Regions from separate parts of the Homo sapiens genome. Here all the other regions are linked to region 4. A link is an interaction called in ENCODE POLR2A ChIA-PET data of the cell type or tissue named here. Cell type or tissue: PC-9. All regions are shown on one strand. Region 1 has its middle 17 kb from the start of DRC2. Region 2 holds the start of KCNH3 (potassium voltage-gated channel subfamily H member 3). Region 3 overlaps TROAP (trophinin associated protein). Region 4 overlaps TUBA1C (tubulin alpha 1c).

Evidence for each region. ChIA-PET counts read pairs that join two places held together with the same protein. Peaks named below come from ENCODE experiments on the same cell type or tissue, not always from the same donor. Only the 100,000 strongest peaks of a DNase experiment are listed, where the experiment ranks them.
Region 1: POLR2A ChIA-PET joins it to region 4 with 27 read pairs; 3 of 35 experiments call an interaction of 5 or more read pairs at or near these places.
Region 2: POLR2A ChIA-PET joins it to region 4 with 25 read pairs; 6 of 35 experiments call an interaction of 5 or more read pairs at or near these places.
Region 3: POLR2A ChIA-PET joins it to region 4 with 11 read pairs; 24 of 35 experiments call an interaction of 5 or more read pairs at or near these places.

The regions. Positions count from the first base shown.
Region 1 is chr12:48,883,044-48,891,043 of GRCh38, forward strand. No RefSeq gene overlaps it. Among named protein-coding and RNA genes, the nearest start is that of DRC2, 17 kb to the right of the region's middle. RefSeq lists an enhancer at 4,213-4,322. In PC-9, a CTCF peak has its summit at 7,822 (motif pointing left); a DNase peak (open chromatin) is centred at 4,178; H3K4me3 peaks cover 5 bases; H3K27ac peaks cover 350 bases.
Region 2 is chr12:49,535,863-49,543,862 of GRCh38, forward strand. It overlaps KCNH3 (potassium voltage-gated channel subfamily H member 3), which reads left to right and starts at 3,168. Exons shown (of 15, transcript NM_012284.3): 1 at 3,168-3,630; 2 at 5,037-5,270; 3 at 5,768-5,902; 4 at 6,844-6,977; 5 at 7,413-7,656. The coding sequence starts at 3,555. RefSeq lists silencers at 2,129-2,248, 2,979-3,158 and enhancers at 2,476-3,287, 3,288-4,097, 4,742-4,791, 6,598-7,797, 7,144-8,000. In PC-9, no CTCF peak of the experiment used is centred here; a DNase peak (open chromatin) is centred at 4,859; H3K4me3 peaks cover 1,332 bases; H3K27me3 peaks cover 1,790 bases.
Region 3 is chr12:49,325,778-49,333,777 of GRCh38, forward strand. It overlaps TROAP (trophinin associated protein), which reads left to right. Exons shown (of 15, transcript NM_005480.4): 5 at 1-107; 6 at 299-381; 7 at 891-943; 8 at 1,432-1,553; 9 at 3,150-3,278; 10 at 3,384-3,467; 11 at 3,618-3,677; 12 at 4,080-4,214; 13 at 4,368-5,166; 14 at 5,437-5,630; 15 at 5,796-5,954. The coding sequence ends at 5,840. C1QL4 (complement C1q like 4) reads right to left here. Exons shown (of 2, transcript NM_001008223.2): 2 at 6,632-7,456. The coding sequence ends at 7,277. Among named protein-coding and RNA genes, the nearest start is that of TROAP-AS1, 5.2 kb to the left of the region's middle. RefSeq lists an enhancer at 4,693-5,194. In PC-9, CTCF peaks have their summits at 6,055 (motif pointing right) and 6,255; no DNase peak of the experiment used is centred here.
Region 4 is chr12:49,265,638-49,273,637 of GRCh38, forward strand. TUBA1C (tubulin alpha 1c) reads left to right here. Exons shown (of 4, transcript NM_032704.5): 2 at 3,828-4,050; 3 at 4,191-4,339; 4 at 6,616-8,000. The coding sequence ends at 7,590. Among named protein-coding and RNA genes, the nearest start is that of TUBA1C, 4.6 kb to the left of the region's middle. RefSeq lists a silencer at 1-74. In PC-9, no CTCF peak of the experiment used is centred here; DNase peaks (open chromatin) are centred at 2,064 and 3,134; H3K4me3 peaks cover 4,289 bases; H3K27ac peaks cover 5,138 bases.

The DNA of each region.
Region 1 (8,000 bases), 380 kb before region 4:
GGAGTTCAAAGAGCCCTGAAGCCCATTCCACGGCAAAGAAATTGGACAGTATGCCAGTGTTGAATGATCTCCCACCCTTATCCCTGACCCCACAGTCCAGTAAACAAAGCGACAGTGCATATAGGGGAGGGGTGGCTTACAGCAATTGCACACCATCCCTTCCTTGAAACCTCTACTGGCCTGGGACCTGGGTTTTGCCCTAGCTGATCTGAGAGGCCTCCCCAGCCTGCTCTGGCATGAGGTGGTGATCGGGGTGGCAGCTGGGAGGGGGTAGGCTGGGAAAGCCATAACAGACTTTGTGGGGAAGCCGGAATTATGCTATACTGGAGGACAACACTTCTTCCTCACCCCCTCAGGGTATCCTTTTTCGGGTTGAGATTTGGAACTGCCCAGCCTGGAAAATGAAGGCCTCCTCCCTTAATTAAATGCCCAGGGGTTGCTATGGTAACCAGAGCTTCCAAATCCTGGCCAGACAATAGGGAGAGGAGCTGTCTCCAGCCTAGACGAGTGAAGCTTCAGGGGCCTTGCTGGGGACAGGAATGGGGCCAGAGGGTGAGAAAAAAGGGGGTGCCAAATGAGAAGATCAGCCTCCTCTCTCCCTGGAGCTGTGGGAATGGGCCTGTCAGAGCCAAGGGGTCTGAGACAGGGGCAACCCTCCTGGAAAGGGGAGGCGATGGGGGCGGGTAGCTGGAGCCAGGCACTGCCCAGAACCAAACACCTCCTTTGTTCCCAGAGGAGAAAGCCAGCCAAGTTGGTAAACAAAGGGAAGAGGCCAGAGGGCAGACAGCTAAGTGATAAGGCCTGGGACCGCAGAGAGCTGAGTAATGGAGCCCCAGAGACGAGGGGAATCTCCATGGTCCCACTAACAAGCAGGACACGCGGCAGGCCTGCATACCTTGCCACACTGACACACACAGTCACAGTGATCACACAGGACACACAGGTGTTCCTACAGAAACACTGATCTTTGAGGACACTTGGATCCCCTGCTCCTTTGTCCCCGGCCTCTCCTCCGGAGCCCATTAGTCTCCCTCCTTTGGAATGTTTATGGAAGGCAGAGGGCAGTCCTCACTTTCATGAGCGTGGGCTCCCACAGGTGGGAGAGCTGCACGCAGGTTCAGGGACGTCAGGTCATGGATCCTGTTACTTCACTTTGAGAGGAGAGACCCTCGTTTGGAAAACATCACAACACAGATCATTCACTTACGTGCCAGGTACTGTGCTGAATGCAATACAGTCTCTAGCTTAATGCCCCCTACAACTCTGTGAGGTAAAAAATGACTGTCCTCTTTTACTAGAGAGAGGAATCTGAGGGGAACTTAGGTAAATCAGGCACGCACTCACAGCCGGTAAGTGGAAGAGCTGGGATTAAACCCAGGTTTGTCTGAATCTTCCCATTTTTCCTACATTTGCTTCAAAAACTTCTTGGAAACTTTTCTGAGCGAGCCCACTCTGTTCTCTCCCTTCCCTCTCCCACTCGGTGTTACCTAAATACTTCTCTAGAAGCAGTTCCCAATTTGCAAGCTGGTTATTTAAAGGGTTTATATATAACTTGGTTGTTTGGAACCCAAACACATTTTTCCCAGAGACAAAATGTTAAATGGGCCGGGCGCGGTGGCTCACGCCTGTAATCCCAGCACTTTGGGAGGTCAAGGTGGACGGATCACGAGGTCAGGAGTTCGAGACCAGCCTGGCCAACATGGTGAAACCCCGTCTGTACTAAAAACACAAAAAAGTAGTCTGGAGTGGTGGCACGCACCTGTAATATCAGTTACTCGGGAGACTGAGGCAAGAGAATCGCTTTAACTTAGGAGGCGGAGGTTGCAGTGAGCAGAGATGGCACCATTGCATTACAGCCTGGGCGAGAGAGCAAGACTCCATCTAAAAAAAGTTAAATGGGTCCAGAAAGGCCACTTGACCCAGAATTAGCTGACAATGCTACATCTAGTTCAGGATTAGCCTGGGGACCCAACCATCAGTAATAATAGTGTTTTCTGGGAAATATATCTGGTTACAAAGTGAGAAAGAAACAGCATTCTTTTCTCACTTTCTCCGCCCTCATCCTGCCACATCTGTATTGCATTTACTGGAGTGCCTGGGGGAATGAGAATGGATGGCAAATCTGGTGCTGACCAAAGGGAGTTTCTTGAGAAGGGTAGAGAAGAAGGGTAGAGGCCGGGCGTGGTGGTTCACGCCTGTAATCCCAGTACTTTGGGAGGCCAAGGCAGGCGGATCACCTGAGGTCAGGAGTTTGAGACCAGCCTGACCAACATGGTTAAACCCCGTCTCTACTAAAAATACAAAAATTATCCAGGCTTGGTGGCGGGCACCTGTAGTCGCAGCTACTCGAGAGGCTGAGATAGGAGAATTGCTTGAACCCGACAGGCGGAGGTTGCAGTGAGCCGAGATCATGCCACTGCACTCCAGCCTGGGTGACAGAGCGAGATTCCATCTCAAAAAGAAAAAGAAAAAGAAAAAGAAAATAAAAAAGAAAGAGAAGAAAGGTTGAGAAGGGAGTTTCTTGAGAAGGGCAGAGAAGGGAGTACCTTGAGAAGGGAAGGAAAGGGTTGAGAATCCAAGCCTTCCTAAGCTGGAAGAACTGTTGAGATGGCACAGTGAAAGCTGAGGGCAGAGGGAGAGGCCAGCAGGACAGCTGTCTGTGCCTGTTTCAAGGACACAGGTCCAGAGGGCCAGTCTAGGAATGAGGGGTGACAGGTGGTCAGAGTTTTCTTCAATAAGAAGAACTTTCTAACTATTAAATCTCTCCAAAAGCAAATGGGCCTCTTGGTGAAGTAGTGAGTTCTCTGCTGCTGGGAATATTCAAGGAGAAGGTAAATAGCCTATTGAACATATGGTGAAAGGAAAGAAGCATTGGACAAATAGACTTCTAAGATTTCTCTAAATTTATAAACCCATTTAGCAAAATGTTATATAGTATCTACATGTGCCCAGCACTATGCCAGAAACAAAGTTTATAGCAGGGGTTCTTGCCCTCATAGAGCTTATAGTCTAATGGGAGAGTCAAGCATTGAATAAACACAACTGATATATTTTTATTTTTATGTACTTATTTTTTAGTGACAGGGGTCTTGGCTATGTTCCCCAGTCTAGTTTCAAACTTCTGGCCTCAAGCAATCCTCCTGTCTTGGCCTCCCAAAGTGCTGGGATTATAGGCATGAGCCACCACACCTAGCCCACAACTGAATATATAATTTCAAATTGTGATACAGATTACAATGGAAAATAATAGGGTACTACTATGTGAGACTAAGAGAAGGGATCTAATCCAGAGGGATTGTTTGAGGAACTGACCGTGAGGCCGAGATCTGGAGGATGAGTGGGGTCAGCCTGGAAAAGGGCAGGTATATGTGTATGCATATAGGGAAGGGTTCAGGGTAGAAGCAACGTCAAGGAAGAAGGCCCTAGGGCAGAAAAGAACAGTGTGACTGGAAAATTGTGAGTGAGGGGAGAGCAGCGAGAGATGACATTGACAAGAGAGGCAGGGCTAGATCTCATAGGTGACGGTAGGAGCTTCCATGCTGCCTAATACCCTGAGCTTTTTTCTCTCTCTTTTTAATATTTAGAAATGTAGGGGGAGGGTCTCACTGTGTTGCCCAGGCTGGAATGCAGTGGCTATTCATGAGTGCAATCATAGCACATTGCAGCCTTAAACTCCTGGCTTCAAGTGATCCTCCTGCCTCAGCCCCTGAGTAGCTGGAACTACAGGCATGCGTCACCATGCCCAACTTGACCTTATCTCTTTTTTTTTTTTTTTTTTTTTTTTGAGATGGAGTTTCACTCTTGTTGCCCAGGCTGGAGTGCAATGGCGCAATCTTGGCTCACTGCAACCTCCGCCTCCCGGGTTCAAGAGATTCTTCTGCCTCAGCCTCCTTCCTGAGTAGCTGGGATTATAGGCATGCACCACCATGCCCAGCTAATTTTTTGTATTTAGTAGAGATGGGGTTTCACCATGTTGGCCAGGCTGGTCTCCAACTCCTGACCTCAGGTAATCCACCTGCCTCGGCCTCCCAAAGTGCTGGGATTACAGGCATGAGTCACCGCCCCCAGCCTGACCTTATCTCTTAACTAGCTGTCCCTCTCCAGTCCTAGACCTCTAGGCCTTGGTCTCCACCAGCTCCCTGCAGTTGCAAGGCCTCACCATTTCCCTGTGGCTCCTCCCACTTCCCCAGGACCTCTTCATAGTAGTAGGTGCTCCTTGTACTTTATGAGTGTCCCCAGGAGGTGGAGTGGTAGAATTCTCATGTCTTGTGTGGGACATTCAGGTTCAATTCATTGCCTTTGCAAAGGCCCTCCCTCTCAAGAAGTAGCATAGTTTGGTGGTGAAAGCACAAACTCTGGAGCCAGACTGCCTGGGTTCAGACAGTGGCTTTGTCACTTACTTGCTGTTCGACCTTGCCAAGTTACTGAACTGCTTCATGCCTCATATGTAGAATGAGGATGACCATGCTTATCTCCTAGGAGTGTTATAAGGTAATATTTGCTAAGTGTTTAGGACAGAGCCTGGCATATAAGTACTAGAACAGTCCCCCCTTATCTTCAGGGGATACATTCAAAGACCCCAGTGGATGCCTGAAACTGCAGATAGTACCGAATTATATATGGACCATGTATTTTTTTTCTATACATACATACCTATGATAAAGTTTAATCTTTTTTTTTTTTTTGAGATGGAGTCTCACTCTGTTGCCCAGGCTGGAGTGCAGTGGCGTGATCTCGGCTCACTGCAGCCTCTACCTCCCGGGTTCAAGTGATTCTCCTGCCTCAGCCTCCCGAGTAGCTGGGACTACAGGCGTGTGCCACCACGCCTGGCTAATTTTTTGTATTTTTAGTGGAGATGGGGTTTCAACATGTTGGCCAGGATGGTCTCGATCTGACCTCATGATCCGCCCACCTCGGCCTCCCAAACTGCTGGGATTACAGGCATGAGCCACCATGTCTGGCTTAGAGTTTAGTTTTTAAATTAGGCACAGTAAGAGATTACCAGCAATAACTAATAATAAACTAGAACAATTATAATGATATGCCAGTATCACTACTCTTGTGCTTTGGAGCCATTATAAAGTAAAATAAGGGTTTTTGTTTTGTTTTGTTTTTGAGACAGTCTTGCTCTTTCGCCGAGGCTGGAGTGCACTGGCGCGATCTCAGCTCACGGCAACCTCCACCTCCCGGGTTCAAGTGATTCTTGTGCCTCAGTCCCCCGAGTAGCTGGGATTACAGGTGTGTGCCACCATGCCTGGCCAAAATAAAGGTTACTTGAACACAAGCACTGTGATACCAAGGCAGTGGATCTGATAACTGAGATGGCTACTAAGTGATAATGGGTGGGTAGCATCTAAAGTGTGGCTACACTGGACAAAGAGATGATTCACATTCCAGGCAGCATAGAGTGGGATGGTGTGAGATTTCATCACGCTACTCAGAATGGTGGCAATTTAAAACTTATGAATTGTTTATTTCTGGAATTTTCCATTTAATGTTTTCTTTTTTTCTTTTTTCTTTTTTGAGACAGAGTTTCACTCTTGTTGCCCATGCTGGCTGGAGTGCAATGGTGTGATCTCGCTCACCGAAACCTCCGCCTCCCAGGTTCAAGCAATTCTCCTGCCTCAGCCTCCCGAGTAGCTGGGATTACAGGCATGCGCCACCATGCCCGGCTAATTTTGTATTTTTAGTAGAGACGGGGTTTCTCTATGTTGGTCAGGCTGGTCTCAAACTCCCAACCTCAGGTGATCCGCCCACCTCAGCCTCCCAAAGTGCTGCGATTACAGGCATGCGCCATGGCGCCCAGCCTTATTTAATGTTTTCAAACCATGATTGACCACAGAAGGCGAGACTACATACATAGACATATACAGTAGCCCCTTTTTATCCATGTAACTGAAACCATGGAAAACAAGACCACGGATAAGAAGGGGCTACTGTATATGAGTGTTTTTTTTTTTTTCTTTTTTTTGGAGGCAGGGTCTCACTATTTGCCCAGGCTGGTCTCAAACTCCTGGGCTCAAGTGATCGTCCTGCCTCGGCCTCCCAAAGTGCTGGGATTACAGGCATGAGCCACTGGGCCCGACTCAGAGTGTTTCTGAAACAAAATCACCAGCAATAAATCACTACAACATCTCCTGTTTTCCTAGCTCATCCCATGCTCTCCCAGTCCCATCCCTAGGTCCACAGCAGGGAGCAAGAGGCCCAGCTTGCTGTTATCTCTACTCACCACTTTTTTGTCCAAGGCTTCCTCCGGTCACAACTCCGGTACTTAAAAAAACAGCCAGGTGTGGTGTCATGCACCCATAGTCCCAGCTACTCAAGAGGCTGAGTGGAGAGGATCGTTTGAGCCCAGGAGTTTGAGTTTAGCCTGGGCAACATAAAAAAGGGAATAGGTAGACCTGAGCTCATCCCCACCCAGCCCTCCTCACCCCCAGAATAAAAGATGTTCCTAATGGTAGGTTGCAGTCAGATCAAGGTATATTGGTGACTCCCCTTCCTTCTCTCTCCCTCCTCCTCTCCCCTCACCTCTTCCTTCCAGCTGTTTTCAGGTTCTGAGAGTATTCTGAATACACTAAATATATCACTGATCCACCTGCACCTGGAGCCCCGCTTTCTGGGCCTTGGTCCTGATCCCCATGGCTGAATTCAGTGCTCATCCACCTACTCCCATACCACCAAATGCTCATTCCCAATGTGGAACTTAACACTTCTGCATCATAACCACCGGCTTTCTTGTTGGTGTCCTTGAGGGGAGCAGCTGTCTGCCTATTCTCTGTTGCATCCCAGGGCCTACATATGGCACTTACCACTCTAGCCTCATTTCTCACCAGTCCTGCTCCTGGCATCTCTGAGCCAGCCACGAGGGCCTGCTGTCAGCTTCTCAGGTCTGCTGAGAGGGAATCTCAGGGCCTTTCCAGGTGCTTCCCTCCTGCCCAAAGTGCTCCTCCTCAGGTCCTCGCCTGGCCAGCTCCTACTTCTTCTTCAGGTCTCTCAGCTTACCTGTCACTCCAGGAAGCCTTCCATGAAGCCCCTGTGTCTAGATAAGTGGCCCTCCTTTGGGGTCTTCCAGCACAGGCATTGGCACTGTATTTTAAGCATCTCTTTGTGCCTCCCACTTGCCTGCAGAACTCAGGCAGGGCAGGGACCATGCTTATCTAATTTGCTGTTGCATCCTTAGTGCCTAGCCCAGAGCCCAGCTCAAAATAGACCAGGGTTTATGCCCTGGGGCCCGTGGATGAGCTGCCAGGGGTTCCTGATGCTCCCAAAATCACATGAAAATGTTTGTAGGCTTATAGTGCATTCTTTTTGGGAGATAATCTGTATTTTTTTATATCATACTCTCAAAGGATATGTGACACCCCTGCCCCCTAAAAAAGGTTAAGAATCAGTGTGTGTAAGCTTTCTGTAAATACTCGTTTTTGATTGGATGCATCCATCGTGACAATAATAGGTGATACTCAATAAACATTATTGAATGAATGAATGAGCCTCCTCTTCACAATTACAGTGTTTTAAATGTTTTCAATGGATTGAGAAAAACCTCAGAAGAAACCTTTGCCAGAAAAAGTTAAAGTGCCCGTTGCTTCAGCCCCTGACTCTGTGGTCCTAAATACGCGGCTCCTCAGTGGGGCCCACAGCTTAAGACCAACGCTTCACAGGCTCACAGCCCCTGTCAGAACCCATCTCCTGCCCTGAAATCCACCTACTGCGCCTTTGCAGCCTGTCAGCTGAAAATAATCCCAGTGAAAGCAGGGGCGAGGTGGAAGCAGAGGAAGCAGGCCCACACACGCCTTTAATGCGGGGGATTCTGCCCCCTGCTGGCTGCCCGGCTCCCCTTCAGCGCCCGGCCGAGAGCCCGGTGGCTGCGACTGAGGTCAGAGCCGGGAGAGGAGAGGGAGGGAGCGAGGCGGAGGCGCCTCGGGAGGGGGCCATCGCCCACCGGGCAGTCTTCCCACCGACGATTAGGCTTTGTCTTCAAAACAAGTTAGAGGTGGTGG
Region 2 (8,000 bases), 270 kb after region 4:
GAGAGGATAGTGGGCTGAGATCCTGTGCCTGATCACGCTCATCTAAAACAGGCCACATAAAGGAAAGGGTCAGTGGCGGTACCCCCTCCCAGTACGCATTCACATGAGTTCTTTGAGGGGCAATGGGGGAAGGGGTTTAAAGGCCCAAACAGGCCTTTGACTTTTCACTCTGCAATAAGAATGGTAATAACATTCCATAAATATTAGTGTATTTTCTTCTCCTGGAAGTGGGAACCAGGGCAGCAAAGGGTGACATGGGCATTGTGCCTGGAGCTGCTGGAGGAGGCAGTGCACCTCAGACTAGGGACTTGACCTCGCTGCCCCAAGTTTTTCATCCGTGAATTGGCAGTTATAGCTAATAACTAGCTCATAGCGTTATTATGAAGATTAATGGGACGATCCAAGTAAAGCACTTTGCACAGTGCCTGGCACAAAGTTAATGCTCAATAAGTGTAAGCTGCTGTAATCCTCAGGGGCACCCCACACATTCCATCTCACCCTGATCACCCTAACCCAAGGTGTCTGGTTTGGCTTAATGCCCAAAACCAGCCCCAGCAGGTGAGCTGGAAGCCTGAAAGTCTAAACACTTAGGCCTTACAGGGATAAGTGTAAGGCCACCCAGACATGCTACACAAGCCCAGATGACCAGTCCTCTGAGTGCCCACACAGTTAGGCTAGAGAGAGGTAGACCCAACGACCTAGGGCTGGGAGACTGTCAGGGTTCTAACCCTGGCTGTGTCATTTATCAACTCTGTTACCTTGAGCAAGTCTCTCTCTCCCTCCTCCTCCCCCTCCTCCTCTTCTCCCTCTCCCTCCCCTCCTCCTCCTCCTCCACCTCTTCTTCTTCTTAACTTCTTCCTTCTTCTTCCTTCCTCCTTTCTCCTTCCTCCTTTCTCTCTTCTCCTTCTTCTCCTTCTCCTCCTTCTTCTTCTTTCTTCTTTCTTCTTCTTCCTCTCTCCCTCTCTCTCAGCTCTGGTTCCTCCTTTGTGAAATGGAGCATAAGGAGCCCCCACCCTGGCTGTTTCACAGGGCTCCTAGGAGACTCAAAATCAGACAACAAACATTTACATGTTGCAGGTGTCACACACTGTTCTAGATCCTCTACACATACTCACTCATTGAATCCTCATTACGACCCTCTGATGTTATTATTAGCATCCGCATTTTACAGATGAGAGAACTGAGTCAGAGAAGGGTTAATAACTTGCCTTTAAAAATCACACAGACAGGCCAGGTGTGGTGGCTCTCGCCTGTAATCCCAGCACTTTGAGAGGCTGAGGCGGGCAGATCACCTGAAGTCAAGAGTTCGAGATGAGCCTGGCCAACATGGTGAAACCCAATCTCTACTAAAAATACAAACATTAGCGGGGCGTGGTGGCGCATGCCTGTGGTCCCAACTACTTGGGAGGCTGAGGCAGGATAATTGCTTGAACTTGGTCGGCATAGGTTGCAGTGAGCAGAGATAGCTCCAATGCACTCCAGCCTGGGCGACAGAGGGAGACTCCGTCACAAAAAAAAAAAAAAAAAAAAAAAAATTCACACAGACCAAAATTAAAAAAAAAATTTAATCACAGGGACAGCAAGTGGCAGACCTGGTTCCCAAGTGGGTGGGTGATTTCAATTGTGGCCTTATCCTGTCTCAAAGTGAACTGACTCCTAAAATGTCCTTCTTTTTAGTAGACAGCTGGACCGCCGCCTGGAGAGGAAGCCTTGAACGGCTGGGGGAGGGGATTACTTTACAGCCAGGATCCAGCCAAGGCTGGGGATGAGATGGGAGTAGGATCTCCCGACTCCTTAGGGTCACTCCTCAGGGTCACTCCTCGTCCTGGGGACCAGATTCCAGGCTTCACAGGACCGGAGAAGGAGGAGCGCGTCCTCCCTTCCCAAAGCGCCAGCTCATTTAGATACAGGTGCCTGGGGCTTTGGCTCTCGTCGCTGATGAGGGGTAGCATCTTTCTGATGCTGGTGACTGTGAGTGCGTCTCGAGGGATGGGGGTGCTGAGCCTACCGCTTCGCTCGTTAGGGAACAAATTGCTGTTTTGGCCCCGGCGGCTCCTCTGGGCGCGGGCGGCAGCCGCGCTCGCTGGCAAATCGTGGGAGGGAGGAGGAGCGGCGCTGGCAGGCAAGTCCGGGGGACCGTCGCAGCGCGGGAGGCCAAGAAAAGACGGCCGCCCCGGGCCCGGCTCCGCCCCGCCGGGAAGGGGCTCCCTGCAGCCGCCCCAGGGCAGCACCCCGCGCGGCGCCGCGCGGAGCTCTCCAGGACGAGCTGCGTGAGGCGCGGGGCTCGGCCTTCCTCGCTCTCCTGGTGCCAGGACCCGCACGCACAAGGTTCGGAAGTTTTTTCGCAGTGTCTGACCCCTGCCGGTCCCCTGTATTTACCACCTGACCCTCTAGCGCGCTTAGGAGAGGCAAGAGGTGACAAATGCCAGAGGGAAATGGAGGGGCAGGACAAGGGGTCTGGCGCTCCCCTCCCCACCACACACCCTTTCCGCCCACGGGGTCACACGGAGGACGTCTGACCCTTACTCCTAGGGCTACCCACCCTCTGGTTTCCAGGCAGCTCCTGCTTGCGGAGACACCTCATAGGAGCAGCTGGATCCATTTTCCAGAGCGTCAAGTTGAGGATGAGAAAGTCTCGAGGGCCGGGCAGCTGTGCGCGCAGAACCCCCGCCCCATCTGCTTTTAGATTTCCCGGGTGCGGCTGGAGCCCCTCTAGAGCGCCGGCCTCCGCTGGCCGCAGGGCCTTCACCTGCGCCTGTCGCCCTGTCCCCTTGCCCACTGCATTTTCCTCGGGGAGAGCATCTTCCACAGCATGCGTCCCCTGCCCCCCACGCCCCGAGCCCCCCTCCCATTCCGCCGGGGGAGGAGAGGCTGCTAGGAGGCTCTCGGAGAGCCCCCGGGCTGCAGAGAAAGACGCCTCCCCTCTGCGGCTGAGGCCGAGTGAGCCAAAGGGGGCCGGCCGCTCGCCAGTGGTTCTCCGAGGTACGGGCGGGGAGGCCCGCGGGGTGGGATCAGGGCGGCCGCCACCTCCCCGCCCCCGCCGAGGTCCCGAAGGGAGGGGAGCCCTCCGCGGGAGGCCTGTCCCTTTAAGGAGGCGGCCCTGGCTGGGTGTGCCCCGTCTCCATGGTTACCCCGGTGCAGGCGGCGGGCGCGGGAGGGAGGGAGGGAGGCTGCAGCTTCTCCCCGACAGACGGAGGGAGCTGCCGAGAGCCGGCGCCGAGCGAAGCCGAGCGGAAGCCCACCCGCAGCCGACACGCGAGCCGCTGCCGCGGCGGGAGGTGCTGAGAGCGCGGCGGCCGCGGGGCCTGGAGCCCGGGATTTGTGGGCGGCGAGGGCGCGAGGGGCCGCGCGCCATGCTCCGGGCCCCGACGGCGCGGACGCCCCCTCGCGCGCCAGCGTCCGGCGCGACCCCGGATCCCGGTCTGCGCATTGCCCCCCGACGGCTGCGCTAGGGAGCGCGGGGCCCGGCGGGGGGCGGCCGAGCTGGGCGCCCTCCCCCGGCGCGGAGTCCCCGCACCCCGGAGGGATGGGGCGGGCAGCCGCGGGCGCCTAAGATGCCGGCCATGCGGGGCCTCCTGGCGCCGCAGAACACCTTCCTGGACACCATCGCTACGCGCTTCGACGGCACGCGTGAGTCCGACCCTCGCCCACTTGCACCCGGGCCGCCGGACCCTCGCCAGGGCTCCCGCCTTCCCCGAACCCCCAGCAGCCCAGCTTGGCGCCAGCCTATTCTCACCCTCTCCTCCCTACCCGCCCCTCTTGAGGCTGGGGCCATCGTCTCCTGCTAGGCGCTGTTTCCCCGAAGGTTCGAAGGTTCGGGGTCAACACTGCTTCAGGCGAGGCAACAGGGCCAGAAGTCCCTGGGTGTGGGTCCTGGGATGCTCTCTGTTAGCCGGGTCTCGAACCCGAACCTAGTCAGTCTGACCCATCCCACCCCTGCGTCTGGCGCTGTCGCAGCAACTACCCTCGGACTGGTGGGGTAAGGCGAGGCGGGTGAACAGTGCTCAGGGACAGCTGAGAGGGCTCAAAACACAGATTTAGAAAAGAGATTTGCAAACGGAGATAAGAGTAGGCGGCACTCGGGAGAGCACCGTGTGTCCAAGCCCCGTGTCTCATAGCCTGAACCCCCTAGACTTGGGGAGGCCATCTAGCCCCAAGAAGATGGTTTGGGGACTCCCATCAGGACTGGGGAAGTTTGGAGAAGGCGCCCCGAGCTCTGGATCCCCGGTTCTGGGGGCTCTGAGCACAGGGGAAGTGATGAAAGCCCCTCCCTCCTCCTCTCCCTCACATCCCCCGTGGGGCTTCCCAGCTCTCTGCCTAGGTCCTCCTTGGTCTCCGGTTCCTGATAGGGGGTGGGAGCCCAGCCCTGCGCTCTCCCCACTCCGGGCTCCTCCATCTGCTTTGCCAGTGTGCTTGGCTCCTGCAGCCTGCTGATTCAGTGCCCCCCACTCCCCAATACATTCCTGGCTCCTGGCTCCCGTGCTCAGTCACCATTCTTACACCCCCATTCTTGATCACATTCACTAATTCCTGAGCCAGGTCAGGCAGCTAGGGCTAAAACACAGACAGCAGGATGTATGGTGGTCTGGGGTTGCCTCCAGTCTAGGTGTGTCTCAGTGGGAGAAGCCAGACAGCCAACCTGGGTACCTGGCTAGTGGGTGAGCCTGGCAGAAGTAGAGGTGGGGCTGAGGCTGGCCCAGAGCTGGCAGGGCAGTCCTCATTAGGGATTCCCCAATCCCAGCCCTTACCCCACATTGCTCAGGACACCCTCCAGAAGGCACAGTGCCCGCACAGCGCTTCATTCACCGACCTCAGTTCACATGTGCTGATCCTTGAATGTACTCACACCTGCTGCAGGGCACTGACAAACAGGTGACACACACTGATTGCTATTCATAAACAGCCCTGCCTTAACACACGCAGGATTCCTGGGGTTTGGAAAACCCACTCTTTGGTTGCAGGCATTTGAGAAAGGAGGGGTGGTAGGCCTCCTGCCCCTTCACCCCACGCCTCCTCTGAGAAGTGCTCTCTTGCAGACAGTAACTTCGTGCTGGGCAACGCCCAGGTGGCGGGGCTCTTCCCCGTGGTCTACTGCTCTGATGGCTTCTGTGACCTCACGGGCTTCTCCCGGGCTGAGGTCATGCAGCGGGGCTGTGCCTGCTCCTTCCTTTATGGGCCAGACACCAGTGAGCTCGTCCGCCAACAGATCCGCAAGGCCCTGGACGAGCACAAGGAGTTCAAGGCTGAGCTGATCCTGTACCGGAAGAGCGGTGAGGGGCCACCTGGCCAGCCTGCCTCACCTTTGCAGTCTCACCCAGCCTGGCACCAGCCCCATCCACTGTCCCTCCTCCTTTCTGTTGCCATCTTCTCCATCTCCCCATGTCATCCCATCTTCCCATCCCCCCATCCAACCCCTCTTGCTCCATCCCACCTCTTGCCCCGGCTCCCCATCTCTACCTGCCTCACCCTAGCCTCAGCCTGCATTCAGTTCCAACCTCGGGTTTCCCGCATCCAACAGAAAAACATCCGCATTTCGGCAGGGCAGATCTACCACACGACAGGTCTGACCGTCATGTTTGCTCTCCCTTGCTTCCTTCCCCCAATTCCATCAAGCCCTGCCTTCAGTGAAACTGGACTGCCAGCCCTTCCCCCAGGAAACCGCTAGATCCTGCCTGTGTCTTGCCCGGGATGTCAGTGGAGCCAGGGCCTCTGTCACCTCAGGCAGTGCTGAGAATAGGAGGTGGGCTGAGTTTGTTTTTGTGCCCAGGGCTCCCGTTCTGGTGTCTCCTGGATGTGATACCCATAAAGAATGAGAAAGGGGAGGTGGCTCTCTTCCTAGTCTCTCACAAGGACATCAGCGAAACCAAGAACCGAGGGGGCCCCGACAGATGGAAGGAGACAGGTAGGTGCATGTAGGTGCTGTGGTCGGGGTATTGGGTGCCGCAGGCCCGGGCGGGGCCTTGGCACCCAGTCTGAGTACGGGGGTCCCCCATGCACCTGCATTCATTTCACTCCCACTCAGGCTGCCTGAGAGGCCTGTGCTGCTCTCATCTCCACATTCCTCGGTATGGGAATATTTTTTCCAAATAGACAGATTGAGACAAAGTTGGAGTTTTTAAGTCAACTTTATTAAGAAACTGAAAGCAAACAAACCCAATTGTACCTGTGAAGCAGGTACTTTCTGACCAGTTAATAAGGTTGAGCACAGACCCACCAGGTTCCTCTTTCCTACAGCAAACCTGACTGGGGGTGGAGCTCTGGGCAAAGCCTGCTTTTAAGTTCTTCGAGTCTTTCCCCTCTTGTGTCCTCCAAGGCTGGGGCAGGCCTTTGGGCAGGTTACAAAGCTGTCAAGGCCTCTTTGCCATTTGGGGATGCTGGGGGTACTCTCCACTCCCACTCGCGTACTCCCAGTGCTGGGTCTGCCTCTCCATGATGTCAGCCTTCATTGTCACCCTCTGGTCCCTGCACTAGCTCCTGGGCTCCTGCTGTAAGTTCCCACACCTCTGCTGACGGCCTCCTGCTAGTTCTCCACCCTGGCCCTGTGAGGTACCTCCTCGCTTCCTGTCCCAGGCCTTTCCCCGTAGAGATCCTCTGGTCCAAACCTCCTCTTCCTGGAAGCAGACCCCAGAGGTAGTGTCTGTAAACACTCCTAGGACTGCCCATTGCTGGGCTGGGCAAGTGAACCCAGGAAGTGAGGAATACCTGAGCCCCCAACTCTAAACATTCTAAGTGGTCAATGAGCCAGACCAGTCCATGGGCCAGCAACTGTGTCCTACACCTGACCCGGAGCTAGGGTGTGTGGGCACACACCCATCATCTTCATGGGCCCCTCTTCTTTCGCAGGTGGTGGCCGGCGCCGATATGGCCGGGCACGATCCAAAGGCTTCAATGCCAACCGGCGGCGGAGCCGGGCCGTGCTCTACCACCTGTCCGGGCACCTGCAGAAGCAGCCCAAGGGCAAGCACAAGCTCAATAAGGTGGGCTCAGCCCTGGGATGTGTGGGAGAGGGGAGGGGCAGACGCAGAAGATGGGGAAGGGGAACCTGATCTACCACAGAGAGAATGTCCTAGGGGCCACCCAGGCCTTGCCAGCACTTTGGGGGTTGGGACTGAAGGAGGGAAGATCACATGCCTGATCCATCAGAAGAAAGTCCTGGCCTGGGAGGCAGATGGGCCTTGGTTCAATCCTGGCTCCTCCCCTAAGCAGCTGTGTGGCCAAAGCTAAGTCACTTAACTTTCCTGATCTTCAGTTTTCTGATCTATAAAATGGAGATGCTAATGCCATCTCGAAGCAGATGCTGCTTCGATAATGCAGGGATAGAAAGGAGGTGGATGCGGGTCCCAGACTCTATCCAAACTCAGCCTGTGCCAATATTCTTTCCTCTCTGCCTGGACCTGCCCTGCCTCACTCAGGGGGTGTTTGGGGAGAAACCAAACTTGCCTGAGTACAAAGTAGCCGCCATCCGGAAGTCGCCCTTCATCCTGTTGCACTGTGGGGCACTGAGAGCCACCTGGGATGGCTTCATCCTGCTCGCCACACTCTATGTGGCTGTCACTGTGCCCTACAGCGTGTGTGTGAGCACAGCACGGGAGCCCAGTGCCGCCCGCGGCCCGCCCAGCGTCTGTGACCTGGCCGTGGAGGTCCTCTTCATCCTTGGTGCGTGCACTCTGCCCCTTCCGCCCCACCCTTTGCTGGCGCCCTGGGGCTTTGCTGGGGATAGTCCACGTGGCTTCCAGGGTGCTACAGTGCCCCCCTCGCTCTCTCTCATTTGTAACCTGTGAGCTTTGAAATCAGACCTAGGTTCCAAACATCTGCCACTTAGAAGTTATATGACCTTGAGCTGGTCAAAGCCTCTCTGAGCCTCCATAAAATAGATTCCCCCTTTGTAAAATAGGCAAAATGATGTCTACCTGTTACAGTTACTGTGAGAACTAAGACGATGTATGGGAAGGGCCGGGGACAGTGTCAACTACTGAGAAAGTGAGCAGGTGTCCAGGCAA
Region 3 (8,000 bases), 60 kb after region 4:
GAACCCCCACCCACCGACTGGACCCTGCCAGGGCTTCCTGCTTCTCTAGGCTGGAGGGACCAGGACCTCGAGGCCGGACATTGTGCCCCCAGAGGCTACAGGCTCTGGTGAGTGCCCTTGAGGGGCTGATAGTCGGTGCTTCTGGGAGCTCCTTCCAGGGACAAAGCTGGGCTCTGGGAGAAGAGGTACCTCATGATGAGGCAAGGGATCCTACTGGGGGAGATGGGGTTGGTGGTGAGGCCTGAGGGTTTGGGGTCCACCTCTGATTCCGTTTTCATCTCTTGCTCCTGTGGATCAGATTTCACCTTCAGGACCTTCCTTTCACCCTTCCACTCGCCCCAGTTTCCAGGAGCTAAGAAGGGAGACAGCTGGCAGCAGCCGGTGAGAAAGGAGAGGGTGTGGGAGAAGGTCATCTGGAAAAGAATGAACCAGTGTCTGATACAGGAGTCCCCCAGAGTTGGGGCCTTCCAGGAGCTTTAGGACTCCCCACCAACTCAGGAGGGGAAGCAAGAAACCTGTGATTACCCGGGATGAGCCCTTGGGATAGGGTTCAGGCTTTCACAGCCAGGCCTCAGTGTGACATCAGTTTACTCAAGTCATGGGGGGACAGGGAGGACAGAAATGTGCTATCTCTTTTGTTTAGTGGCTAGAGTATAGACTGTGGCAATAAGTGGGATTTGGGTTTATATCCTAACTCTTAACACTTACTATTTGTGCAAGCTTGCCTTCACCTCTCTGAGCTTTGGTTTCTTTGTCAAGTGAGAATAACATTTGTACCATCATTAGTTGTCATGAGAATGAAATGAGATGATGTTTGTAAAGCACTTAGCACATGTCCAGCTCATACTTGGTATTCAGTGACTGCTGGCTAATGTCCTTATTGTCATCAGGACTTCAGTGAGCCAGGCCTCAGGATTGCTCCTGGAGACCCCAGTCCAGCCTGGTAAGTGTTTCTGGCGTGGGGAGAGAACAGGGGCAGTTGGGCTGCCTGAAGCAGGGAACAAGACCAGAGAAAACTCAGCAGGCTGGGAGGGAGCATGAGGAAGTGGGAGGCCGGGAGGCTAGGTCAGAAGGAGAAGGAGAAGAGACCTTCTAGATAGGCCAGCGATTGGCACAGTTGCACTTTTGTCTAAGGAGATGGTCTCCATTTCGGCCCTCTCTCTGCCACTTCCTGCAAGATTTATCTTCCACTCACTGTTTATCCCCAGCCCCTAAGTGCCATCACCACATCCCCAGCCTACTCAGACGTTCAGATTAATAAGTGTTTACTGAGATAGTGTTGGGTGTTGAGGGGCTGCTGGATGGGTTCCTGTCCCTAATAGTGCAATGGGGCCTATTAAACTAATATACCCTCTTCAGAAGTTGCAGAACACTGTGCCAAACTTTGGTGGGTGTTCTAGAGTCTACAACAAATGTCCTGTTTCTTCCTAGCTTTCTCTCTTCCTAAAGGAGAACGCGAGGTTGTCACTCACTCAGATGAAGGAGGTGTGGCCTCTCTTGGTCTGGCCCAGCGAGTACCATTAAGAGAAAACCGAGAAATGTCACATACCAGGGTGAGATGCGACTCTCCTGGGATGGTGGGTGGGAGGTGCAGGAGTTGCTTGGAAGAATTTTGCTGCAGCAGCCAACACTGAGAATTGTAGGTAGAGCCAGGAAGTCCTGGGCCTCAGGATGTTACTGGGTAGGTTTACCCCAGATGCACCCAGTCCCTCTCCAATGTGAGACTGACCTCTCTTTATCAGATGTCTGGGGCCTAGGGTGAGAGGTCATATTTGTATCACCATCAGATCAGTGCTAAGGGTGAGACAGATCTGACACTTGTCAGCCAAAAGCATTCATCCCTTGGCTCCACAAATATTTACTGAGTAGCACCAGCCTACTGAGTGCCAGGCTCTGTTCTAGGCTCTGGACATATAGCAGTAAACAAGTTCATATTCTAGAAGGGGGAGACAAGAAATAAACACAGGTATAAAATAAATAGTGTCTCAGATGATGGTAAGTTCTCTCTAAAATAATAATAATAATAATAATAAGGCACTAAAGGAGAATTGGGAGCAGGGGAGTTGGTATTGCAATTTAAAATAGATTTGTCAGGGAACTCTTACTGAGAAGATGATGTTTAAGTGAAGACCAGGGGTTGGAGGAGGAGTGAGATATGTTGATATCTGGGGGAAGGAACATTCCAGGCCAAGAGAACTGAAGAGGTAAAGGCCCTGGGGAGGGAATGTGCCTGGTGTGTTTGAGGATCAGCAAAAAGGAGAGGCCAGTGAGATTGAAGCAGAGTAAGAAGAACAGTAGGAGATAGGGTTTTAGCGATAACACGATCAGATTGGGTAAGGAATTGTACACCAGTGTAAGTCTTTGGCTTGTCTTGGAATGAGTGGAAAGCCATGGGGAGAGGGGTTGATCAAGAAAGTGACATGATTTGACTTAGGTCTTTTTTTTTTTTTTTTTTTTTTTTTTTGAGATGGAGTTTCACTCTTGTTGCCCAGGCTGGAGTGCAATGGCACGATCTCCGCTCATTGCAACCTCTGCCTCCTGGGTTCAAGTGATTCTCCTGCCTCAGCCTCCGAGTAGCTGGGAATACAGGCATGCACCACCACGCCTGGCTAATTTTGTATTTTTAGTAGAGACAGGATTTCTCCATGTTGGTCAAGCTGGTCTCAAACTCCTGACCTCAGGTGCTCCACCCTCCTCGGCTTCCCGAAGTGCTGGGATTACAGGCCTGAGCCACCATGCCCGGCTTGACTTAGGTCTTAAAAGAATCACACTGGCTGCTGTAGTGAGAACACGATATAGGAAGACAGCCAGGCGTGGTGGCTTACTCCTGTAATCCCAGCACTTTGGGAGGCCGAGGCGGGCAGATCACGAGGTCAGGAGATCGAGACCATCCTGGCTAACATGGTGAAACCCCATCTCTACTAAATATACAAAAAATTAGCCGGGCATGGTGGCGGGCACCTGTAGTCCCAGCTACTCGGGAGGCTGAGGCAGGAGAATGGTGTGAACCCGGGATGCGGAGCTTGCAGTGAGCCAAGATCGCGCCACTGGACTCCATCCTGGGTGACAGAGCGAGACTCCGTATCAAAAAAAAAAATAGGAAGACAAAGGGGGCGGGGATCACTCTTCCACCTTTTTCTTCTTCACAGGACAGCCATGACTCCCACCTGATGCCCTCCCCTGCCCCTGTGGCCCAGCCCTTGCCTGGCCATGTGGTGCCATGTCCATCACCCTTTGGACGGGCTCAGCGTGTACCCTCCCCAGGCCCTCCAACTCTGGTTTGTGTCAACAACTGGGGGCTGGGCAGGGGCAGAACAGTCTGGCCGGAGATCCTTGCTATGTCTGGGTTTTGTCCCTGCTCAGCCACCCACATCTCTCCCCAGACCTCATATTCAGTGTTGCGGCGTCTCACCGTTCAACCTAAAACCCGGTTCACACCCATGCCATCAACCCCCAGAGTTCAGCAGGTAAGAGAGGGCATGGAGAGGTGGCTGGCATAAGTCACAGCTAGGGGAGAAAGGAGATGGATGGGTACAGGAGAGAGAAGACAGAAGCAAGGGGAGGCTGAGTGCCATCTGTGGGTGTCAGCCCTTGCTGACATCTCACTTCTGTGCCAGGCCCAGTGGCTGCGTGGTGTCTCCCCTCAGTCCTGCTCTGAAGATCCTGCCCTGCCCTGGGTAAGTATCAGAAGCTTCCCCCTACTGAGATCCCTTGCCCTGTGCTGCCAGCCTGGAGGCCCAGGAGTTTGAGGCACACGTGCTTTCTGGGCCAGGCATGGTGGCTCACACCTGTAATCCCAGCACTTTGGGAGGCTGAGGTAGGAGGATTGCTTGAGCTCAGATCTTTGAGACCAGCCTGGGCAACATAGTGAGACCCTGTCTCCACTAAAATTTTAAAAATTAGAAAGTGCTCTCTGGAAAAGCTGCCTAACTCTCACTGCTTCTCTGCTGCCCCTCCTAATGTACATCTAGGGCCTCTCAGTTAGGGGCTTCAATCCATTCCTCATGAGGGTGGGACTCAGGCTGGTCTTTCTCCTGCCCCAGCCTGGCTTGCTTGTGTGCCTTGTTCCTTGGTGACAGGAGCAGGTTGCCGTCCGGTTGTTTGACCAGGAGAGTTGTATAAGGTCACTGGAGGGTTCTGGGAAACCACCGGTGGCCACTCCTTCTGGACCCCACTCTAACAGAACCCCCAGCCTCCAGGAGGTGAAGATTCAAGTGAGTCTGTGTGGCCAACAGCTTTGATGTCTATTGAACAGTGACTGGGCTGAGGAAGAGGGAAAAGAGATGGGGGATCAGGAATAGGACAGTGTGGGTAGACTACTGAACGCACATCTTGATGTCACACTGGGGTGCTCTCTCCCACCACAGCGCATCGGTATCCTGCAACAGCTGTTGAGACAGGAAGTAGAGGGGCTGGTAGGGGGCCAGTGTGTCCCTCTTAATGGAGGCTCTTCTCTGGATATGGTTGAACTTCAGCCCCTGCTGACTGAGATTTCTAGAACTCTGAATGCCACAGAGCATAACTCTGGGACTTCCCACCTTCCTGGACTGTTAAAACACTCAGGGCTGCCAAAGCCCTGTCTTCCAGAGGAGTGCGGGGAACCACAGCCCTGCCCTCCGGCAGAGCCTGGGCCCCCAGAGGCCTTCTGTAGGAGTGAGCCTGAGATACCAGAGCCCTCCCTCCAGGAACAGCTTGAAGTACCAGAGCCCTACCCTCCAGCAGAACCCAGGCCCCTAGAGTCCTGCTGTAGGAGTGAGCCTGAGATACCGGAGTCCTCTCGCCAGGAACAGCTTGAGGTACCTGAGCCCTGCCCTCCAGCAGAACCCAGGCCCCTAGAGTCCTACTGTAGGATTGAGCCTGAGATACCGGAGTCCTCTCGCCAGGAACAGCTTGAGGTACCTGAGCCCTGCCCTCCAGCAGAACCCGGGCCCCTTCAGCCCAGCACCCAGGGGCAGTCTGGACCCCCAGGGCCCTGCCCTAGGGTAGAGCTGGGGGCATCAGAGCCCTGCACCCTGGAACATAGAAGTCTAGAGTCCAGTCTACCACCCTGCTGCAGTCAGTGGGCTCCAGCAACCACCAGCCTGATCTTCTCTTCCCAACACCCGCTTTGTGCCAGCCCCCCTATCTGCTCACTCCAGTCTTTGAGACCCCCAGCAGGCCAGGCAGGTAAGGAGTTGGCTGGGAAGGAGTGTGAACACAAGAGGTCCTCACCTCACTGTGAGCTGCACACCTGCCCTGCCCCTACCCCAGGCAATCTCATGCTTCCACACCTTCCACCCTGGCCCAGCCTGGCTCTCCCTCAGGAAGAGGGGAGGGGCTGCACTTCCAGCCCTGTGCTCCTAATTGGCTTGGCCGTTGGTGGGGGAGGAGGAGAGGACAGTACATGGTGGAAGTATAGGACCCCAGACCTCCCTCTAAATTTTCCATGCCCCTCAGGCCTCAGCAATCTGGCCCCTCGAACCCTAGCCCTGAGGGAGCGCCTCAAATCGTGTTTAACCGCCATCCACTGCTTCCACGAGGCTCGTCTGGACGATGAGTGTGCCTTTTACACCAGCCGAGCCCCTCCCTCAGGCCCCACCCGGGTCTGCACCAACCCTGTGGCTACATTACTCGAATGGCAGGATGCCCTGGTGAGACTCCAACCCACAGCCCAGCTGTGGCTGCACAGTGAGCCTGATGGGAGGTGGGGAACAGGGACAGGGGGCCACCTGGGCTTCTTCACAGAGAGGTCAGCAGGAAGGCTTGGCTACAGTGCAAGGTTGGCTGAGCTGTGACAAGGTCTTCTCTGTCTCCAGTGTTTCATTCCAGTTGGTTCTGCTGCCCCCCAGGGCTCTCCATGATGAGACAACCACTCCTGCCCTGCCGTACTTCTTCCTTTTAGCCCTTATTTATTGTCGGTCTGCCCATGGGACTGGGAGCCGCCCACTTTTGTCCTCAATAAAGTTTCTAAAGTATCCACGTGTCTAGCTAAGTGTCCAAACAGGCCAGCTACTGCTGTCACTCTCCCACTGCCCACAGGATGGCAGTGTCCTCCAGCTCAGAGGCCAGCCCTGGGCTCTTGGGATCCCCCAGGCTCCCATCCAGAAGCCGTCCTGAATCCTGAAAGGGAAGGAGGAAACCCACTCCTGCCTAGCCCACCCCCTTGCAAGCTCTGAGCCTCCCACTCCTGCCAAGCCCACTCCCTCGCAAGCTCTGTAAATATGTTGGCGGGCAATTGGAACCCCTGTTCCCCTTGCTTTTTGAGATCAGTCTCACTTAGCTTGCAGGAGCCCTAGACGACTCCTTCACCCCCTAGAGCTCCTCTTCTAGAACTCTCTGCGTGCATTGGGCAGAAAAGCAGAAGCACCAGACCCAGACCTTTGGACTCTTCCCTTATTAGGCTGGTGTCTCCCTCCACCTACAGCGTGAGGCCCCAAAGCTCTCCTGAAACAGACCATCCTTCTTCCTCCCCATAGCAGAGTAGAAGCACACACACACCCCTTTTCTGCCAGAGGCAGGCCTTGCCTGGAATTAACTAAAACTTTGCCTCTGGCAGGGACTGACAGCACGGTAGGAGCTCTTTAGAGGAATGAGGGAAAGGGTCCGCCACTTTCCCCCCAGTCTATGCACCAAGTTAAGCAGCCACACACAATCCCCCAACCTCACTTTATTAGAAGAGGCAGCAGCAGCTGTAGCCCCAGGGCCTAGTCCGGATAGGGGGGAATGGGGACTGTACAGAATGCGTTTTAAATGCCAGGAAAGAATTCACTGGTTCCTCCAGTTCACAGGAAGGCTGCCAAGGCTGGAGCCTGAGCCTGAAAGTGGAGACGAGGGGACGAGAGGGTGGCGAGAGAAAGTTGTGACGGAGAACCTGCACTACCCTGTTTTAATGTCTTCTCTTGCCTAAATGGGCTCCTCCTGTTTCTGTTATTTCCCTCGCAAGCTGCGGGGGCTTCCCTCCGGCTTTCTGGGCCTCTGAGTCCCGCTATTAAAACTGCTCCCCATCTCTGTACAAAAGAGAAAGCCACGACCTCTGCCCCTATGGGGTCCAGCGCGCACTTGGGTGCGGGTGATCCCTCCGGAAGTCGCTCTGCTCCTCTGGCCGGGTCTCCTCCTCTTCCCGGCCACTTATACCCTTGAGCACCAAGAGTTCGCCCATTTAGGCCGCCTCCGGGAACGGAAGGGTCCACCCCACCGCCAGGCTCTCAAAGGGTGGGGTGGCGCCTCGGGTGGGGCGGGCAGGAGGTGGGTGAGGACGGGAGAGAAGGGGCGAGCGGGGGCACGGGGCGGGGCCGGCTCAGTCGGGGTAGATGATGAAGCCGGAGAAGGTGCTGTACTTGTTGGTGTTGCCGCCGTGCACTTTCCCGCCGTCCAGCTTGATGAAGACCTCGTCGCCCACGTCCAGGTGCAGAATGACGCTGTTGCTGGCGTAGTCGTAGTTCTGGTCCGCGTCCTGAGCAATGGCGCTGGCCCGGACCTATCGAGGGAGAAGAACCTGCTCATGCTCTGTGTGGAGCTGGGGTGACGAGAGGGGTCGGGGCGGCTGGGCGTGCGAAGGCGGCCGGGCAGCCGCCGCAGGGGCTGGGGAGGACCAGGGAGGAGGGTAGGACATCACGGAGTTGCTCCAGCTCTGCCATTCACTAGCTGTGTGACGCGGAGCAAATACCACGCCTTTTCTGGACCTCGAGTTGATTTATAAAGTGAGGGACAATAATAGAACCCACCTCATAGGGTGTTAAGATTAAGTGAATTACTACATGTGAAGTGTGTTCAGAAGAGTGGTTTGCTTTTTTTTTTTTTTTTGAGATGGAGTTTCATTCTTTTTGCCCAGGCTAGAGTGCAATGGCACGATCTCGGCTTACTGCAACCTCCCGGGTTCAAGCGATTCTCCTGCCTCAGCCTCCCTAGTAGCTGGGATTACAGACGCCTACTACCACGCCCAGCTAATTTTTTCTATTTTTAGTAGGGACGGGGTTTCACTGTGTTGGCCAGGCTGGTCTCGAACTCCTGATCTCAGGTGA
Region 4 (8,000 bases):
CCAGTGACTCGCTGCTGAGTCACCTGTGGCCCTGCCCTGGGGAGAGCTTCCAACTGCGCCAGTCCACTTGAGAATGGAGGCAGGCACCTCCTTGGAAGGGAATAATTAACTTTCACGTTGCCTAATCCTGCATTTCTGGTGTTAATCTAGTGGTAGGTTTATAGCTGAAGCTTTCTACTTAAGCCGGGTTTAAAAACACGTCCACAAAAGGATATTTTCTTATAAAACCAGAGTTGGCCCGGCGCAGTGGCTCACGCCTGTAATCCCAGCACTTGTTCGAGACAAACCTGGCGAACATGGTGAAACCCCGTCTCTACTTTAAAAAAAAAAAAAAACAAAAAAAAACGCTGGGCGTGGTGGCGCGCGCCGGTAATCCCAGCTACTCGGGAGGCTGAGGCAGGAAAATCGCTTGAACCCAGGAGGCGTAGGTTTCCCTGAGCCGAGATCGCGCTACTGCACTCCAGTCTGGACGACAGAGCGAAACTGTCTCAAAAAAACGCAAACCCGGCCCGGCGCGGTGGCTCACGCCTGTAATCCCAGCACTTTGGGAGGCTGAGGCTGGTGGATCACGAGATCAGGAAATCGAGACCATCCTGGCTAACACGGTGAAACCCCGTCTCTACTAAAAAAAAAAAAAAAAAAATTAGCTGGGCGTGGTGGCAGGCGCTTGTAGTCTCAGCTACTCGGGAGGCTGAGGCAGGAGAATGGCGTGAACCCGGGAGGCGGAGCTTGCAGTGAGCCGAGATCGCGCCACTGCACTCCAGCCTGGGCGACAGAGCAAGACTCCGTCCAAAAACAAAAAAAAACCCGCAAACCCCAGAGTAAACTAGTACCACGTGTTCTTAGTTCAGTTTTCAAGAAACGTGAAATTATACGTAACTTGAGTGTTTTCTATAAAGCTTCCAGAAGTATTGAAAACAACTATCTTAGGCCGGGCGCGATGGCTTATGGTTGTAATCCCAGCACTTTGGGAGTCCGAGGCGGGAGGACCGCTTGAGCTCAGGAGGTCGAGACCAGCCTGGGCAACACGGTGAAACTCCGTCTATACTAAAAATACAAAAATTATCTGGGCGTCGTGGTGCGTGCCTGTAGTCCCAGCTTCTCGGGAGGCAGGGGTGGGAGGATCTTTTGATCCCGGGAGGTGGAAGCTGCAGTGAGCCCAGATCGCACCACTGCACTCCAGCGAGACCTTATCTCAAAAATACGTACATGAATTTAAATATAAAAATCAAATGTAAATACATGTATATGTCGCACTGTAACAACTTATTGCTTCTTTTCAAGCAGTACCAAAAAGATACTGGTAAAAGTGGGATTCACAAAGTAGTGAGACCCTTTAAAAAGCAGGAGAGCGGCAGCGGACTGGTTTAGGTGAACACTGGTTAAATTTTCTTGTTTTTTAACGAGAGGTAAGAGCTGCTTATCCAGTTAACACTAGACCAATTGACTCCACCTGTGCCTCACTTTCTCCCACGTGGCCAGGGGAGAGTGGAGGGTAAGTCAGTGGCCGCTGACTGCCTGCTAAGCTTCAAGAAGGCAGTTTAGACTGAGCAATGAAAGAAAAATTGCGGGCGCAAAATAGAAACGGCATTTAAACAGAAGAAGCATTTGTTAGAATGAGTGGATCTTCTCAGATACTTTATCTCCTTGGGCCTGGGGGCCATCATGATCAGGTATCTGGTTATCTCCAGCTTTTTGGGGCTTGGGCGTTTCCAAAGTCCAGTTAAAGGTAAACATGATGCCGGGCGTGGTGGCTCCCGCCTATAATCCCAGCACTTTGGGAGGCCGAGGTGAGTAGATCACCCGAGGTCAGGAGTTCAAGACCAGCCTGGCCAACATGGTGAAACCCCATCTCTACTAAAAATACGAAAATAAGGCAGGCATGGTGGTGGGCACCTGTAATCCCAGCTACTTGGGAGGCTGAGGCAGGAAAATCGCTTGAACCTGGAAGGCGGAGTTTCCACTGCACTCCAGCCTGGGCGACAGAGCGAGACTTTTTCTCAAAAAGGTAAACATGATGCAATGGTAAATAGTCATGGGCTAATTAGAACAAACTACTCCTGTTCTCCCACACCCCTGGAGCTGGGTGAGTAGACCCAGGTGATACTGAGCTTGCTGATGTGGTTAAGAGACCTTGATTGTTTCATGGGGAGTGTAGGTGGGAAGGAGGTCAAAGGTTGTGAGTAATTAGGGTTTTTATTATCTCTTGGCTTATGAGACCAGGTCCTTTGAGAACTTAGTGCTCTGCCAGTCTCCAAAGTGGCTAATCTGACTTATGATGAAATGCCAAACACCCTTTTTGTTTTCCTGTTAAGTCTGTGTGTACAGATTCTATGTTTATTCCCTTATTTTACTTAGCAGGTGTGGGTTTGGTAATTTCTAACCATATTCTGCTTTGGCCCCTCTGGCCTTTCTAAATTAACTTGGTCCACCTCATAAATATATATCTATGAGAGAGAGACACACACACACAGACACAGACACAGAGTCTTGCCTCTGTTGCCCAGGCTGGAGTGCAGTGGCGAGATCTCTGCAACCGCCACCTCCTGGGTTTGGGTTCAAGTGATTCTCATGCCTCAGTCTTCCGAGTAGCTGGGACTACAGGCGCGCACCACCATGCCTGGCTAATTCTTGTATTTTTAGTAGAGATGGGGTTTCAGCATATTGGCCAGGCTGTTCTTGAACTCCTGACCTCAGATGATCCACCCACCTCGGTCTCCCAAAGTCCTGGGATTACAGGCATGAGCCACTGTGCTCTACCATAATTTTTTTTTTTTTTGTATTTTTAATAGAGACAGTTTCACCATGTTGGCCAGGCTGATTTCAAACTCCTGACCTCAAGTGATCTGCTCACCTTGGCCTCCCAAAGTGCTGGGATTACAGGTGTGAGCCAGAAACAACTAATTTCTTAACCTATCAGTAAAGTCTTGGTAACATTTCTAGCCTTTATTATTATGGTCTTCCCTCTTCCGGAGATGTTTTGACGGTGAAGGAAAAACGTTCTTCCTATAGATTAGATTCTTCCACTTGGTTAAAAAGCTGCCTCTGACCACAGTTTTTAAAATACAGCTAACTGCTGCTTATCCAGCATTTTCTTCATGAGTCATGGCTATAGTTTGCTGGTTTAAGCTGGTTTTAAAGGAGGGAGAGAGAAGCTTTTGTCTCCTAAAGAATAGGATTAAAGCGGGACCAGAATGAGCTCAGTAGTTACACAATCATTCAGAGAATGAATCAGAGCTGGAAAGGGGAATTTTGCCTTAGTTTAAGGAATCATATCTACTGTGGCTACAAAGCAACTGTCTGGTCTTGCCGAGTAGTTCATGAACACATCTTTGGTTTTCCAAGGCACTTTTGCTGAATTAGGTCTTCAAAGATTTTTGCTTTTGAAATTATAGTCCCTGAGCAGGAGTGGCCTGCTGAAAGATGGTTATCTTTTTTTGTTTGAGATGGAATATCTTGTCACTCAGGCTGGAGGGCAGTGGTGTGATCTCAGCTCACTGCAACCTCCACCTCCTGAGTTCAAGTGATTCTCCTCCCTCAGCCTCCCAAGTAGCTGGGACTACAGGTGTGCGCCATCATGCCTGGCTAATTTTTTTTGTATTTTTAGTAGAGATGCAGTTTTGCCATGTTGGCCAAGCAGATCTCAAACTCCTGACCTCAGGTGATCCACCTGCCTCAGCCTCCCAAAGTACTGGGATTACAGGTGTGAGTCACTGCGCCCAGCCAGTTATCTGTCTTGAAGGTTAATCAGTCATTAGGTGTGAATCATTCCTAAATGTCCCATCTGATGTATTATACCCTGACATTTTCCTTTCTTCCTCCCACAGCGTGAGTGCATCTCCATCCACGTTGGCCAGGCTGGTGTCCAGATTGGCAATGCCTGCTGGGAGCTCTACTGCCTGGAACACGGCATCCAGCCCGATGGCCAGATGCCAAGTGACAAGACCATTGGGGGAGGAGATGATTCCTTCAACACCTTCTTCAGTGAAACGGGTGCTGGCAAGCATGTGCCCCGGGCAGTGTTTGTAGACTTGGAACCCACAGTCATTGGTGAGTTGACCTCAGTAACCCAAGTGAGATCCCAGGGTGCTGGGACAGGAGGTCTGTCCTGGGGGGGCTCCGCTGGTCACTCACCCACTCTCCCTCCCCGCTCCTTGTCCCTCCTCCTCCTCCCCCATCATGTTCTCCAGATGAAGTTCGCACTGGCACTTACCGCCAGCTCTTCCACCCTGAGCAACTCATCACAGGCAAGGAAGATGCTGCCAATAACTATGCCCGAGGGCACTACACCATTGGCAAGGAGATCATTGACCTCGTGTTGGACCGAATTCGCAAGCTGGTAAGTATAGTACTTTAAATAAAGTGGGATGAGAGTTTCTTTTGCAGTTCTGAGACCAAACTACAGAAATCATTCTTTGCAACTAAAATGAGACTATTTGCATTGCAACTAAAATGTATCTGTTCACTAAATTAATTGGATTTCTGAACCAGATGATCTTGGATTTATGGGACAACTATGGGGTAGAAGTAAGTGCTCTTTAGCCTATTTTGCTTCAAGCTGAGACACCCCTTTTGAGGTCATCTTAGTCATACTGAGTGAGTAGGTAGCTGACTTCTACATGTAACTAATTGATCAGAGTCATTTTTTAAAAATCTGGGATGGTTCCTTCATGTCAATACAGAAAGTTCAGAGAACAAGAAGCCAGTGTCACACTGACAAGAAACAGCCAATACTGGAAACTTCCAGTACTGCTGAAAGTGGAGTCGGGAGCTTCCTTATGAAGTGTGCTGTTTGGATCACTTTAATTAAGAGCCTGGCAATCAGATGACTCTTTGCTCCTTAGGCATGTGGGCAGCTTGTAAGTAATTAACCAGAGATCAAGCATGATGGTCTGGGCAGAGTAACTTGTCAAGAAAATCACATTGTATTAAGCCCAGCCATGACTGCTCCATTCTAAAATAGAATAGCCTCATCATTCATGGCTTCATACTTTCTCAGATGTTTACGTAGTCTTCCCAGCAAAACTGGACTGATGTTTCCGATGCTTAAAAACTAAGCTTTAGGCTGGGCACGGTGGCTGACATCTGTAATCCCAGCACTGGGAGGCCAAGGTGGGCGGATCATGAGGTCAGGAGATCGAGACCATCCTGGCTAACATGGTGAAACCCTCTCTACTAAAAATACAAAAAAATTAGCCGGGCGTGGTGGTGGGCGCCTGTAGTCCTAGCTACTAGGGAGGCTGAGGCAGGAGAATGGCGTGAACACGGGAGGCGGAGCTTGCAGTGAGCCGAGATCGTGCCACTGCACTCCAGCCTGGGCGACAGAGTGAGACTCCATCTCAAAAAAACAAACAAACAAAAAAAACCCTAAGCTTTAGTTATAAGCACTGACTTGGAAAATCAGGGACCTGCCTTTAGGACAAATAAACCTAGTAGCTATTTAGGGTTCTGGAACGTGAGGTTTATTGCCTACCAAAACAATTGCATTTGTCCTTGTCATTACTGTGCTCACAGGAGGCTTAACTGGTGTAATTGGTAGGCGAGAGTCTGCCCTGTGCATTGATCTCATGTAGTTGATGGACCCACAGGCTATAAGGGAGCTGAGTAGAGAATGTTCACAAATCTGAGGCCCATCACTTGGAGAAGCAAGAGTTTACAACAGAATACTTTATTTGGAAGGTCAAAATCATTCCTTCGTAAAGTAGCAGTTTGCTAACCAAAATAGCCCAGTTAGGTGGAGGAAATCCCCAACAACCTGAGGTCTCATGGAATTGTGGTTGTGTCACTTTACCCAAAATAAATGGGCTTCTTGGTACCTAGTGTCATATATTGGCTTACTGGGCCAATACTGTGCTTACTGTGCCAAGCACTATGCTGAGTACTTACTTAATTCTCAACCTAAGGTGATTACTATTCTCACTTAATCAGTGGAAGAACTGAGAAATGAATGTGGTCATACAGTAAGGAACTGGTACAGCCGGATCCTGACACAGCCTGACTCCAGTACCAGGGTGTTAGAACTTTGGCTATTCTGTTGTTCCACCTCAGAAAGCAGCTGCCAAATCTTTACAAGACATCCACTGTACCAGGCTGGTGGTCCTGGGCCTGCCCCTTAGGACCTCTCCAACTAAGAAACTGCCCTGTTCTGTGGCCACAGCAAGAGAACCAGAGGCTGCCTTCCCAGTTACCAAAACTTGAGCCCTGTATGCAAGCCCAGGCCTTGTGATTCCTCTGCCTAAGGCAATAGTTCATCTTAAAATAGTCTTAGCAAAGGTTTTTCTGCTCAAGGACTTGATTGTGAAAAGTTGTTCTGAATCACTTAGCACTTAAAAGCTTTTTTTTTTTTTTGGAGACAGGGTCTGCTCTGTCATCCAGGCTGGAGTGCAGTGGCCTGATCATCAGTCTTGAACCCCTGGGCTCAAATGCAAATGGTCCTCCCACCTTGGACCCCCAAAGTGTTGATTACAGGCGTGAGCCACTGCGCCTGGCCCAGAAGAGTTTTAAAATTGCAATTGGAGTAGCCATAGATTTATAGAAGTCCTCTGTAGGTTTCACCAAATGTGAACACTAAATGAAACTTTCGCAACACTAAAATGAAACTTTTTTATTTTGCAGGCTGACCAGTGCACCGGTCTTCAGGGCTTCTTGGTTTTCCACAGCTTTGGTGGGGGAACTGGTTCTGGGTTCACCTCGCTGCTCATGGAACGTCTCTCAGTTGATTATGGCAAGAAGTCCAAGCTGGAGTTCTCCATTTACCCGGCGCCCCAGGTTTCCACAGCTGTAGTTGAGCCCTACAACTCCATCCTCACCACCCACACCACCCTGGAGCACTCTGATTGTGCCTTCATGGTAGACAATGAGGCCATCTATGACATCTGTCGTAGAAACCTCGATATCGAGCGCCCAACCTACACTAACCTTAACCGCCTTATTAGCCAGATTGTGTCCTCCATCACTGCTTCCCTGAGATTTGATGGAGCCCTGAATGTTGACCTGACAGAATTCCAGACCAACCTGGTGCCCTACCCCCGCATCCACTTCCCTCTGGCCACATATGCCCCTGTCATCTCTGCTGAGAAAGCCTACCACGAACAGCTTACTGTAGCAGAGATCACCAATGCTTGCTTTGAGCCAGCCAACCAGATGGTGAAATGTGACCCTCGCCATGGTAAATACATGGCTTGCTGCCTGTTATACCGTGGTGACGTGGTTCCCAAAGATGTCAATGCTGCCATTGCCACCATCAAAACCAAGCGTACCATCCAGTTTGTGGATTGGTGCCCCACTGGCTTCAAGGTTGGCATTAATTACCAGCCTCCCACTGTGGTGCCTGGCGGAGACCTGGCCAAGGTACAGAGAGCTGTGTGCATGCTGAGCAATACCACAGCTGTTGCCGAGGCCTGGGCTCGCCTGGACCACAAGTTTGACCTGATGTATGCCAAGCGTGCCTTTGTTCACTGGTACGTGGGTGAGGGGATGGAGGAAGGCGAGTTTTCAGAGGCCCGTGAGGACATGGCTGCCCTTGAGAAGGATTATGAGGAGGTTGGAGCAGATAGTGCTGACGGAGAGGATGAGGGTGAAGAGTATTAACCTGTGTGCTGTACTTTTACACTCCTTTGTCTTGGAACTGTCTTATTTTTGTTCTGTAAATGTCTATTGCCGTAAATTGTTAATAAAATTGAAGTTTCCATTTTAAATGTCGAGCTGACTTAAATACTTGATCCAGTTAAAGTTGGATGTATGAGGCTGGTAGATGAAACCACCTGAGTCGAGGGTCTTGCTCTGTCACCCAGGCTGGAGTGCAGTGGCATGATAATACATAGCTCATTGCAGCCTCGAGCTCCTGGACTCATGTGATTCTCCTGCTTCAGCCTCCTAAGTAGCTGGGGACTGCAGGTGCACACCACCATGCCCAGCTATTTTTATTTCTTGTAGAGATGGGGCCTTGCTATGCTGCCCAGGGTGGTCTTCAACTGGCTTCAAGTGATCCTCCTGCCTCA